Regions from separate parts of the Mus musculus genome. Here region 1 is linked to region 2. The links are chromatin loops, found by intact Hi-C in ENCODE. Cell type or tissue: gastrocnemius. All regions are shown on one strand. Each heading gives the region's core, and the rest is flanking DNA. Links, peaks and the distances in the headings are about the cores only.

What was found. Hi-C counts contacts between places; a loop is a spot of excess contacts. Peaks named below come from ENCODE experiments on the same cell type or tissue, not always from the same donor. Only the 100,000 strongest peaks of a DNase experiment are listed, where the experiment ranks them.
Region 1: a loop joins it to region 2, with 5 times the contacts of the local background. A loop is called at or near these places in 20 of 42 quality-filtered maps.

The regions. Positions count from the first base shown.
Region 1 is chr11:6,263,456-6,268,823 of GRCm38, reverse strand. Ddx56 (DEAD box helicase 56) reads left to right here and starts at 1,095. Exons shown (of 14, transcript NM_026538.3): 1 at 1,095-1,164; 2 at 1,245-1,406; 3 at 1,853-2,013; 4 at 2,142-2,312; 5 at 2,418-2,508; 6 at 3,068-3,312; 7 at 4,029-4,148; 8 at 4,587-4,700; 9 at 4,791-4,885. The coding sequence starts at 1,105. In gastrocnemius, for the core only: no CTCF peak of the experiment used is centred there; DNase peaks (open chromatin) are centred at 1,020 and 2,005; H3K4me3 peaks cover 3,048 bases; H3K27ac peaks cover 3,252 bases.
Region 2 is chr11:6,197,224-6,202,591 of GRCm38, reverse strand. It overlaps Nudcd3 (NudC domain containing 3), which reads left to right and starts at 2,141. Exons shown (of 6, transcript NM_173748.5): 1 at 2,141-2,649. The coding sequence starts at 2,458. In gastrocnemius, for the core only: no CTCF peak of the experiment used is centred there; DNase peaks (open chromatin) are centred at 2,174 and 2,370; H3K4me3 peaks cover 2,528 bases; H3K27ac peaks cover 1,886 bases.

The DNA.
Region 1 (5,368 bases), core at 63-5,062, 66 kb before region 2:
GGCTTTCCCTTTCTTAATAGGTGGTCACTATAAGACCCTGTTGGTAAATGTTTTTAGTCCCCACCAATCTCTTTTCTGTTATTGCCCTAACAATAGTTACAGCGCCCAGAAGAAATGGGCCTAAGGTCAACTGACACTTTTTTGGCTTTAGGTGTTTTAAGAGGTCCCAAGGAAGGGTGGTAGTGCATGCCTTTAATTCCAGCACTAGGGAGGCTGAGTCAAACCAGTCTGGTCTACCTACCAAGTTCCAGGCCAGCCACTACATAATGAGGCCATGTCTCAAAAAAACCAATCAATCAATCTTCCCCAGGCAGTGATGGCACATGCCTTTAATCTCAGCATTTGGGAGGCAGAGGCAGGCGGATTTCTGAGTTTGAAGCCAGCCTGGTCTACAGAGTGAGTTCCAGGACAGCCAGGGCCACACAGAGAAACCCTGTCTTGAAAAAAACAAACAAACAAACAAAAAAAAAAAAACAAAAAAAAAACAAAAACAGAAGAAAAAGTCCTAAGGACATTCCCTGGTAAGGAATTCTCAAAGAATGGGCCTTATTAACATGTGTAACAAAGTCTGATTTTCGTTTTCTGGGAAAGATGGTCCCAGGAAGGGTTCGAGTCAACTTGGCTCTTCTTCTAAGAGCTGTTAAGGATTGCACCGCGTGTTGGCAGTATTTGTGAAAATCTTCATAGTAGCTGAAGGCCTGATTTAACATTTATCTTAGGTTAGCAACTTGTGCCGCGATTTCTGCCCAGTGAGATTTGCCTCTGGTTACCCACAGAACCCTAATTCCTTTGCGCATGTGCCTAAGTGGCGGCTGCCTCCCTTTAGCCAAAACGCGGTCGATCCCAACCATAACCTAGCAAAGCCCTGCCCACGTCACTCTGTGGGTCAGGGAAGGCTGAGGCGCCAGAGAAGAGGCATCCACAATTCGGAGGGCGTTCAAGGGACAGCATTGCGGAACGCTCCTGCGCAGAGCCAGCACAAATTGGTAGCAACGTCGGACACCCAGGAGAAAGTACTTCCAGGAAGTGACGTACCTTCCAGAGCTGATTAGTTGTTGGTTTGTCCCGCCCTACGCGTGCGCACTGACAGCGTGGAGTCACGCCATGGAGGACCAAGAAGCGCTGGGTTTTGAACACATGGGCCTGGATCCCCGGCTCCTGCAGGTATGGGGTAGGCTGTGGAGCTGCTACCCGGTGTGCCGCTGTACTCCACGCCGCTTGAGCTGCGTCCTCTTCCTTCTTAGGCTGTCACCGATTTGGGCTGGTCGCGACCTACGTTGATCCAGGAAAAGGCCATTCCTCTGGCGCTGGAGGGGAAGGACCTCCTGGCCCGCGCCCGCACAGGCTCCGGGAAGACCGCAGCTTATGCTATTCCGATGCTTCAGTCGCTTCTCCACAAGAAGGCGGTGGGTAGCGAGAGGAGCAGTGAGTATGAGGCAGGACGCTCCAAAAGAATAGGGAATGAAGTGCCCGACTGTGCCAAGGTTCCTCCTATAGGTCCTGTGTCAGTGTTAGGCGGCCCATAGAGAACTTGGTCAATTTGCAGCTTAATCTCTGAGCTGGAGTTCAGGTTACTTGGCTCTCAACCCGGGCCTTGGTGCCACGACCGCCATCCTGTTGTAATTTTGAGTAACCTTTTATCTAGAGGGGGACTCATCAGCTCCGTAGTACGTTAAGTGATTTCAGCAAGTTCTAAATTTGAGTGCCTGGGAAAGCTCTGCCCCCTGTGCTGTGAGGTGGGCAGAATTAAGAGTTTATCAGGACACAGCTAGGTGGTTGTGTTGCAGTACATGGTTCTGACTGTTTGGGCGGACCCAGTACTTTGAACGGTCTTGAATTGGTGTTCTTACAGACAGGTCCTGTAATGGAGCAGGCTGTGAGAGGCCTTGTTCTTGTTCCTACCAAGGAGCTGGCACGGCAGGCCCAGGCCATGATCCAGCAACTGGCTGCCTACTGTGCTCGGGATGTGCGAGTGGCTAACGTCTCAGCTGCAGAAGACTCAGCTTCTCAGAGGTGGGTGAAACCTGCAGGCCTCCAAAGGGAGAACGCTTTGCAAGTGTGTGCCCTTGGTGGTGTGAGTGGCTAGCCTGGGCAGGTCTGCCAGGGCGAGGGTCTGGCTGCTAAATCCTTGCCACCTGCAGAGCTGTGTTGATGGAGAAGCCAGATGTGGTGGTGGGAACCCCATCCCGAGTGTTAAGCCACTTGCAGCAGAACACCTTGAAACTCCGGGACTCCCTAGAGCTGCTGGTGGTAGATGAAGCTGACCTTCTTTTTTCCTTTGGCTTTGAGGATGAACTCAAGAGTCTTCTCTGGTAAGGAAGAAACAGAAGTGGCTCCTAGACCTGCAAGGGTCTGGACTTGGGACTGGAGTGGAATGGGTGGGCTGGAGCCTGATCAAGCCCTGTTCTTTCTTTCAGTCACTTGCCTCGGATTTACCAGGCTTTTCTCATGTCGGCCACTTTCAATGAGGATGTACAAACTCTGAAGGAGCTGGTACTGCATAACCCGGTAAGTGGAGCATCTGGGACTGAGACCCAAGTCTCTGAACTTGTTGATCCTTCTCAGGAAACTTCTGGCGCTTGCGGGGGGACTATTTTTGTTAGGTATGTCTTTCCTAATTCTTAATCACTGAAAGGAAGTCACTTGAAGTCATTATATATTTATAGCTTTCCCTAGTCCAAACTGTGCTTTGCTTGGAAGTCACTTGGGGTCACGTTTCCAAAGGGAGCCAAATTCTAAGACCAGAGTTCCCCTTGTGTACATTTCAGTCTTCTACTTCCAGCCATTGTGCAGGCTTCTATTCTGTATCCTGTCTACTCCCAATGTTTGTCTTTGTGCTGTACACTGATGCTGTATGTATAGTTTGTTTCTAATACCACAATAGTTAGGGTACTTTTGAGTTCTTAGGTTACAGCCCTGAGGTGGGGTGGGGGATGGGGCAGTGGCTCACACACCAAAAACCCTTAAAGACATGTTCTATCCTGCACTAATGTAGTTGCTTTGGTTAGTGAGGCAGTGTCCACAGAACCACTTCTCTTTCCTGATCACAGGTCTGTCCTCTTCCTAGGTTACCCTCAAGTTACAGGAGTCCCAGCTGCCGGGGCCAGACCAGCTCCAGCAATTTCAGGTGGTCTGTGAGACAGAAGAGGACAAGTTCTTGCTGCTGTATGCCCTGCTCAAGCTGTCACTGATTCGGGGCAAAGCCTTGCTCTTTGTCAACACTCTAGAGAGGGGTTACCGGCTCCGTCTTTTCCTGGAACAGTTCAGCATTCCTTCCTGCGTGCTCAACGGAGAACTCCCACTGCGCTCCAGGTCCGCTGTGTCTGTCTTGATAAAGATAAGCTGAGAAGAAACATGGAAGGAGAACCCAGTTGGTTCTTTCCCCTTTTACGAGATGGGTTATGCTGTATTTGTAGTCCAAGTTAGCCTTGAATTTAGAGCAGTCCTCAGATTTCTAAGTGCTGAGATTAAATTTGTGGGCTGCCTCACACAGCTGGTCTTATTTCTTCTCCTCCCGCCTCTTTGCAGTGTGAGGGATTGAGCCCAGAGCCTTGTTCTTGCTAAGTAAGCACTCAACCACTCAGTTATACACCTAGATCCCTTTTCTGTTCTGTAACCACTTGCTAGGAGCTAGCCTCTCAGTATGATGACAACTCTGAAATAATTAGCTGCTGCTCCATTAAGGAAGAAAGGAAGGAAGGAAGGAAGGAAAATTACGAGTGTAGGTGTTTTATTGCCTGTGTGGTTTATGTGTCCTACGTGCGTAGCTGATGCATAGGGAGGCCATAAAGGGTGTTGGATCCCCTGACATTGGATTTACGGAGTATTAGTTGCCATGTGGGTGCTGGGACTAGGACCTGGGTCCTCTGGAGAGCAGCCGAGCGTTTAGTCCTTGAGCCATCTCTCCAGGTCAGTGCTGTAGTTTTCAGCTGAGGAGGCTGAGGTGCGGATCTGAGGATAATAAAGGAGGTAAAGAGAGAGGGAAGGAGGATGGTTAGGGTCAGGCTGGTCATCCCCTTGGATTGCAGGTGCCACATCATCTCACAGTTCAACCAAGGCTTGTATGATTGCGTCATAGCGACAGATGCTGAAATCTTGGGACCCCAAGTCAAAGGCAAACGTCGAGGCCGCGGGTCCAAAGGAAACAAGTGAGTCCACGGTTCTCTTTTTTCATCATTCCTCCGAGAGGACTGTTTTCAGCCTCTGTAAGACTGAGCCAAAGTGCATAGAGTGAGTGAGTTGTCAGACATTCTCGGTGGTTATACCTGGCAGTCCCACGGGCCCTTGCTTAGCTTCCTGGGCAGACATAGAGTAGAGGGTGATGCCCACATGTGCAGCACAGAGTGTCAGGGTCCCAGAGGCGGTTTATGGGTCAGTATGTTCTGCTATTGCCCAGGGCTAAGGTCAGGGCACAGGTTTGCCTGCATGTCAGAACTCCGGTCCACCCTCCAACACCCCAGCTCCTGGAGTGATTCTAATGTTTGGAGGTCTTTCAGCTTTGCTTAGAGGAGAGATGGCTTAGAGATATATGTGAGAACACATTCCCAGAGGGTGAGTATCTGTCTGATACCAGGTTATTTTCTCAGGGCCTCTGATCCAGAGTCAGGTGTGGCTCGGGGCATAGACTTCCACCACGTGTCTGCGGTCCTCAATTTTGACCTTCCTCCCACCGCAGAGGCTTATGTCCATCGAGCTGGCAGGTAGGAGGATGGGGCGTGGGGTGAGCTGGGGCGTGCGGAAGGACAGATCCTGTGGGCTAGTGGTACACGCTTGATCTTCTCCCTCTGCAGGACAGCTCGAGCCAACAACCCAGGCATAGTTCTGACCTTTGTGTTGCCCGCGGAACAGCCTTTCTTGGGAAAGATTGAGGACCTTCTGAGTGGAGGTAAGAGCCCGTGGTATGACTGCGAGTCTAGGAGCCGGGCTTCTCCCAGCTCACCTGGCGAGCAACTCCAGTGTCTAGTATGGTACTGCACATCTTTCATTGCAGAGCACAGGGGTGAGACAGGATGGCTGACTGACAGTTTGAGGCTAGGCTGGGATACATAGTAAGAACTTTTTTTTTTTTTTTCTATTTTTAAATCAAAGAATGGGGCTTGAGAGGTTGATCTGTGGCTGAACACTTGCTGCTCTTTCCTGTTTTTAAGATGTATGTATGTATGTATGTATGTATGTGAGTACACTGAAGCTGTCTTCAGACACACCAGAAGAGGGCACTGGATCCCATTACAGATGGTTGTGAGCCACCATGTGGGTACTGGGAATTGAACTCAGGACCTCTGGAAGAGCAGTCTTAACCTCTGAGCTGTCTCTCCAGCCCCACTTGCTGCTCTTTTAGAGGACCCAGGTTTAGTTCCTAGCACCTGTT
Region 2 (5,368 bases), core at 253-5,252:
AAATAATGATGAATAAAACATAAAAACTGTTTGGATTGTCAACAAAATTTTCTCATCGTCTGTGTATGGGTGTTTTGCCTCTAGGCATGTATGTACTTCATATGTGCATGCAGTGTCCTCTAACGTCAGAAGAGGGTAGCAGATTCCCTGGGTTTATAGATGATTGTGAGCCACCATGTGGGTGCTGGGAATCAAATCTGGGTCCTCTGGAATATCAGCTAGTGTTCTTTGTTTTTGTTTTTCTGAGACAGGATTTCTCCATGTAGCCCTGGCTGTCCTGAACTCTCTTGGTAGACCAGGCTGGCCTTGAATTCATAGAGATCTGCCTACCTCACTGGCATTAAAGGTGTGTGCCACCACCAACTGTCTGAGCCATCGCGGTTGCTCCATGGGTTCTTGAAACAAAATTTAAGATCATAATTTTTTGTTTGGTTGGTTTTTTTTGACACAGGGTTTCTCTGTGTAGCTCTGGCCGTCCTGGAACTTACTCTGTAGATTAGGCTGGCCTCGAACTCAGAAATCCGCCTGCCTCTGCCTTCCAAGAGCACGATCATAAATTCTAAGTTGAAAAAATTTACATCAATTTATCTGTATGGCTTTACTTAAAATTTGCTAAGGCCCAACACTATTAAGTTATTTGTTAAGCCTGGAATGTCTCTTACTGGAAAAGCATTTTCCTAACATGTTCAAGACCCTGAGTTTGTCTCCTAGAACTACAAGAAAACAAAAGTAAAATCAGTATTTTGCTCTGTGTGGTGGCATATATCTTTACTTCTGCACTTGGCAGGCAGAAACAGGCATATTTCTGTGAATTTGAGGACAGTTTGGTCTATACAGCGAGTTCCAGGGCAGCCAAGGCTGCAGAGTAAGACAATGTCTTTTAAAAAAGTTAATTTGTAGATGTTAGTTAGTCTAGTAGAGATGAAATTCATTAAAATCTTTTTTGTTGTTGTTGTTGTTTTTTTTCCGGTCAGGATCTCCTTGCAGAGCCCAAGTTGGTCTTGAACTGGCTATGTGGATGAATAAACATTTCTGGTTCTGTCGCCACCTTCCCAGTGCTAGGTTTACAGGTATGGGTTACTACACAGTTTATACAACATTCAGGACACATTAGTCACACATGTGGGTTACTACACAGTTTATACAACACTCAGGACACATTAGTCACACACTTTACCAATTTAGCTACATTGAATGAAAAAAAAACAAAAAGGAGGACATGATGGCTTCTAGGTATGGTGGAGGAGGTTTATTGTAGACAGGAGGGAGCAGACAGCCAGAAGCAGAGGCATCTGGGAGAATTCAGGGTGGAAGTGGCTGTAGAATGAGCTGGGCCATGTGAGAAGGGTTAGGGGAGAGGGTAGAAGAGACCTGGAGTCAAGAGGCCAGGAGACCAAGAGGCCAAAGGGTAAAAAGGACCTCATAACCAAAATGGCTGGGTTACATAGGAATCAGAGAAGCTTGGGGAGGAAAAGGCCAGCTCAGACTCTGGACTGGAGAAGTTTAGGGTAGAGGTCAGGATTAGTATGCCAGCCAGAAGGATCCTGTACCAGAAGGTACTGAGGGAGACTGGTGGCCAGAGTCTGCTTTGATATTTTATTAGGCATCTCAGCCATTTGTCTTCGGTTTGTGACCTAGCATATGTTCCTAATCTGTCTGTCTTTCGTCTCCCCCCAACCCTCTTCTGAGACTGGGTTTGACTCTATAGCCCAGGTTGGCCATGATTTGGATGCGGGGATTACAGGTATAAACCACAGATTGATTGTGTGTCAACCTTACATAAACGTTTTCTTAAAATGTCTATATGCACGTATTAGTAACGGCACGTGTATACACACATGCTATACATACGGATGCACACACACATATTTACAGTATCATACTTCTTTTTTTCCTTCACTGAGCTTTTCACACTTTTCTTGTCCTTTCAAGTCACCTTGAAATCTGGTGCAACCTTCTGAGTTTCACTCATAGCTCTGTTAATAGGAATTCCATACAATTCTACAATATTCCTTTTCCGTTCCCTCCGCTAACAAACAAAATGTGGTATTATAAGAAGGCGCACCAGACACCTACGCAGGAATTCAATCCAGAAAGAAGAAAGGCTCCCAGACCACGTGACACCTCCAGGGACTACGTCAAGTGGCCGTCACCACAATGCTTCCGCCCTCTTCAAACATGGTTGGCAAGCGCTCTCCGCATCGTGACCATGGTTATTCTTGCATGTAGGAACCGTACTGAGCGCATACCAATCTCCTTTAGGCAAGTGTCGCGGCGGAGGAGATCCAGCAGAGCCGCAAGAACGACGATCGGTTACCGCCGGTAGTAACAAGCGCGGACCGGAAGTTCCGCGTCTTCGCTGTCCGGGGGGAGCCGTTAGGCGCGCACGCCGGAAGTGGCCAATCAGCCGGTGTGAGGCGGTGCCCACTGTGTTCGCGTCCCTCGGGCAGCAGAGCCATGGAGCCCGGGGCTGCTGAGCTTTATGACCAGGCCCTGTTGGGCATCCTGCAGCACGTGGGCAATGTCCAGGACTTTCTGCGCGTGCTCTTCGGCTTTCTCTACCGCAAGACCGACTTCTACCGCCTGCTGCGCCACCCTTCGGACCGCATGGGCTTCCCGCCCGGGGCCGCACAGGCCCTGGTGCTGCAGGTGAGGTGGAGAGAGGCGGCGGGCCGTTGGGGTCCAGCAGGTCCTTACCCCAGTTCCACCTCCCAGCGCCAGAGGTGCCCCGGCTCGCGTCCTACGTCTGGGAACTGCGCCACTCCGTAGCCCACCCTTCAGGGTTTGTGATTCTCTCTGGGGTGCCACCAGGTGATTTGAGTAAATGGCCAGGCGTTATCTGACCCACGGATCCGTTGGCAGGAATGCGCTTCTTTGGGTACAGGCTGGGTTTGTGCGGGAGATGCTTAGGTGTTGGACCTGTCAGCCTGGGTTTGAGGGCCTCCCAGCGCCCTGTGGGCATCCCCAGAACGGTGCAAGGGGCTTGTTAGGCAGGGTTCAAACCGTGCAGGCTGTAGGAGGAGGACTTTCACAGCGGGAGAAACTAGTAGATTTCAGAATTCCCGGGCTCGGAGGTGGCAGGAATGACTGGTATGTATTGATTGGTGGGTGTGGCCTCTTGCCAGTGACTTACTAAGTTGGTGGACAATTGTAATGTTTACGAAATTTACATTTGGATTAAAATTTATATGTCCTAGGTTATATTTATTGTTTTTGAAGCGTTACTAATGACTGACTCAAGTTGTTTGGACACCTTTTTAAAAACTGTTTTCTTTCGAGACAAGATCTTGCTGTGTAGCCCTGGTTGACTTGGAACTTGCCAGGTAGATCAGGATGGCTTCGAACTTATGGTCCTCCTTCCCGACGCTCCCGCGCTGGGATTGTTGACATTGTTGAGTTAGTAATAAGCAAACATTTAATGAATATATTTAACACTCTCAGCTGCGGTATAGACTCTGATGGTATGGATATTTAAATAATGGTCTGTCTACTTTTGACACTGTACAGAGAGTAAAGCACAGACACTAATAGAGAGCTCTGCTAGTTCTCTGTGTGGTAGAGCTCTTTGGAAGGAAGTGATAGAAGTGGTAGTTAGGAAATTGAGACAGTTTTGTAGGAGACGTTGAAGTAGGTTTTGAGGGGCGTGTAGAGTCTGATTCACAAACCTATAAAGTGCTTCATGTCACCTTTGCTGTTTGTTGACCCCTGCATCAGCCCCAGACAGGGCTTTCCTGTGTAGCTCTGAAGTCCTGGAACTCACTCTGGCATCAACCTCAGATATCTGCCTAGGATTAAAGACTCGAATTGCCACCACCTGGCTTACCTTCCATCTTAATCTGTTCTGTGGGCTTGTCAGGGGTTACTTTCTTCAGTTCCTCTCAGTGGAAGAAGCCAAAGCTTAGAATGTTCTAGTAACTCTTAACATAATGACCATGAGGTGATCAGTGGGAAGGTTTGCTACTGAGTTTCAGTTTCAGAATGGAAACCGATGAGTCCCTGGGGTAGCTCATCCTTATCAGTGGCCCAAGTGCTGCTGGTTGAGTAATTGGAGAGGGTGAGAGGTGGCACCTTGTGTTTCTTTATAATGAAGTCTTGCCACCTGATCGCCATGCTCTCTGAATCTGACGTAGTAGTTCAACAAGGTTAGATGACAACAAGAACTTCACTCTGTTTCCTGCAACTCAGGACTTCAGTTTTCTAATTCCAAATCTTTTTGCCCTTTTTGTCATTTAGCCACTCCATAGTATGGTGAGAACTTTTGTTTTGGTTATGAAAGGAGGAAAGAGTATCCCAGTGGCTGGCTGGCATTTGAATTTCTTCTGTATAACATCTTATTTTAGCTTTAACACAATTTGAGAGGTTGGTTCTTGTTTGTCTGATGAACTGATAAAGGCAAGATAGATGCACTTATCGTACAACTTTATAAAACAGCTACCTCTGAAAGGTTAAGATAGCTCTATAGGTTACAGTGTGGTGCCCATGCTATGGGAGGTAGGGAGCCGAGGAAGGGACAGGGTCAACCAAATATTTCAAGGTTCCAAATCTGGGTAACTGGAAGAGTGAGGTCATTAACTGTATTGTCACTTGGATTTGGGGGGTGGGAAAGTTTTAGATAAGTTGAATTTGAGATCGCAGACAGGTTCTGGCTTCAGAGCTGTTGGAATGGTAGGACTGGATCTTGCAGGAGATGGAAGGACTGTGAAGTCTGAAGAAGAGCCCAGTGTAGAGGACAGCTGGGGAACGGTCACCGTAAGGGGCATTGGGTTCTACCGCAGCCAAGGTTACAGTCCCAAGTACAGGTTTAAGAGTTGTTTGTTCTTACCCTTTCTCCAACCCCAGGTGGTTCTCAACCATCAGCCTTGACCGAGAGCCCTTTTATCTTCTCAGTTTCTTTCTTTTGTGGGGTGGGAGGTTGAAGACAAGGTTTCTCTGTGTAGCTTTGGCTATCCTGAAACTTGCTTTGTAGTCCAAGCTGGCCTTGAACTCACAGAGATCCGCTTGCCTCTGCCTTCTGAGCGCCGGCATTAAATAAAGGCATGTGCCACCACTGCCTGGCTCAGTTTCTATTTTCAAACAAGTATTTATTGAGTCTCCACTATAATATACACTGATTTGGGCCATGAGAAACAGAGGCTTATAAGTTGTTGTGGGGTTTTGGATTTTTTTTTTATTCTGAGAAAAGGTCTCACCATGTAGCCTTGACTGGCTTGGAACCTACTATGTAGATCAGGCTGGTCTCGTATTCAAAGACATCTGCCTGCCTCTGCTTCTTGAGTGCTGGGACTAAAGGCGTGCGCCACCACATCCAGCCAACCAAGAGACTTTTTACTATGTATACACTTGAATACTATTTTCATCAGGTAGATCA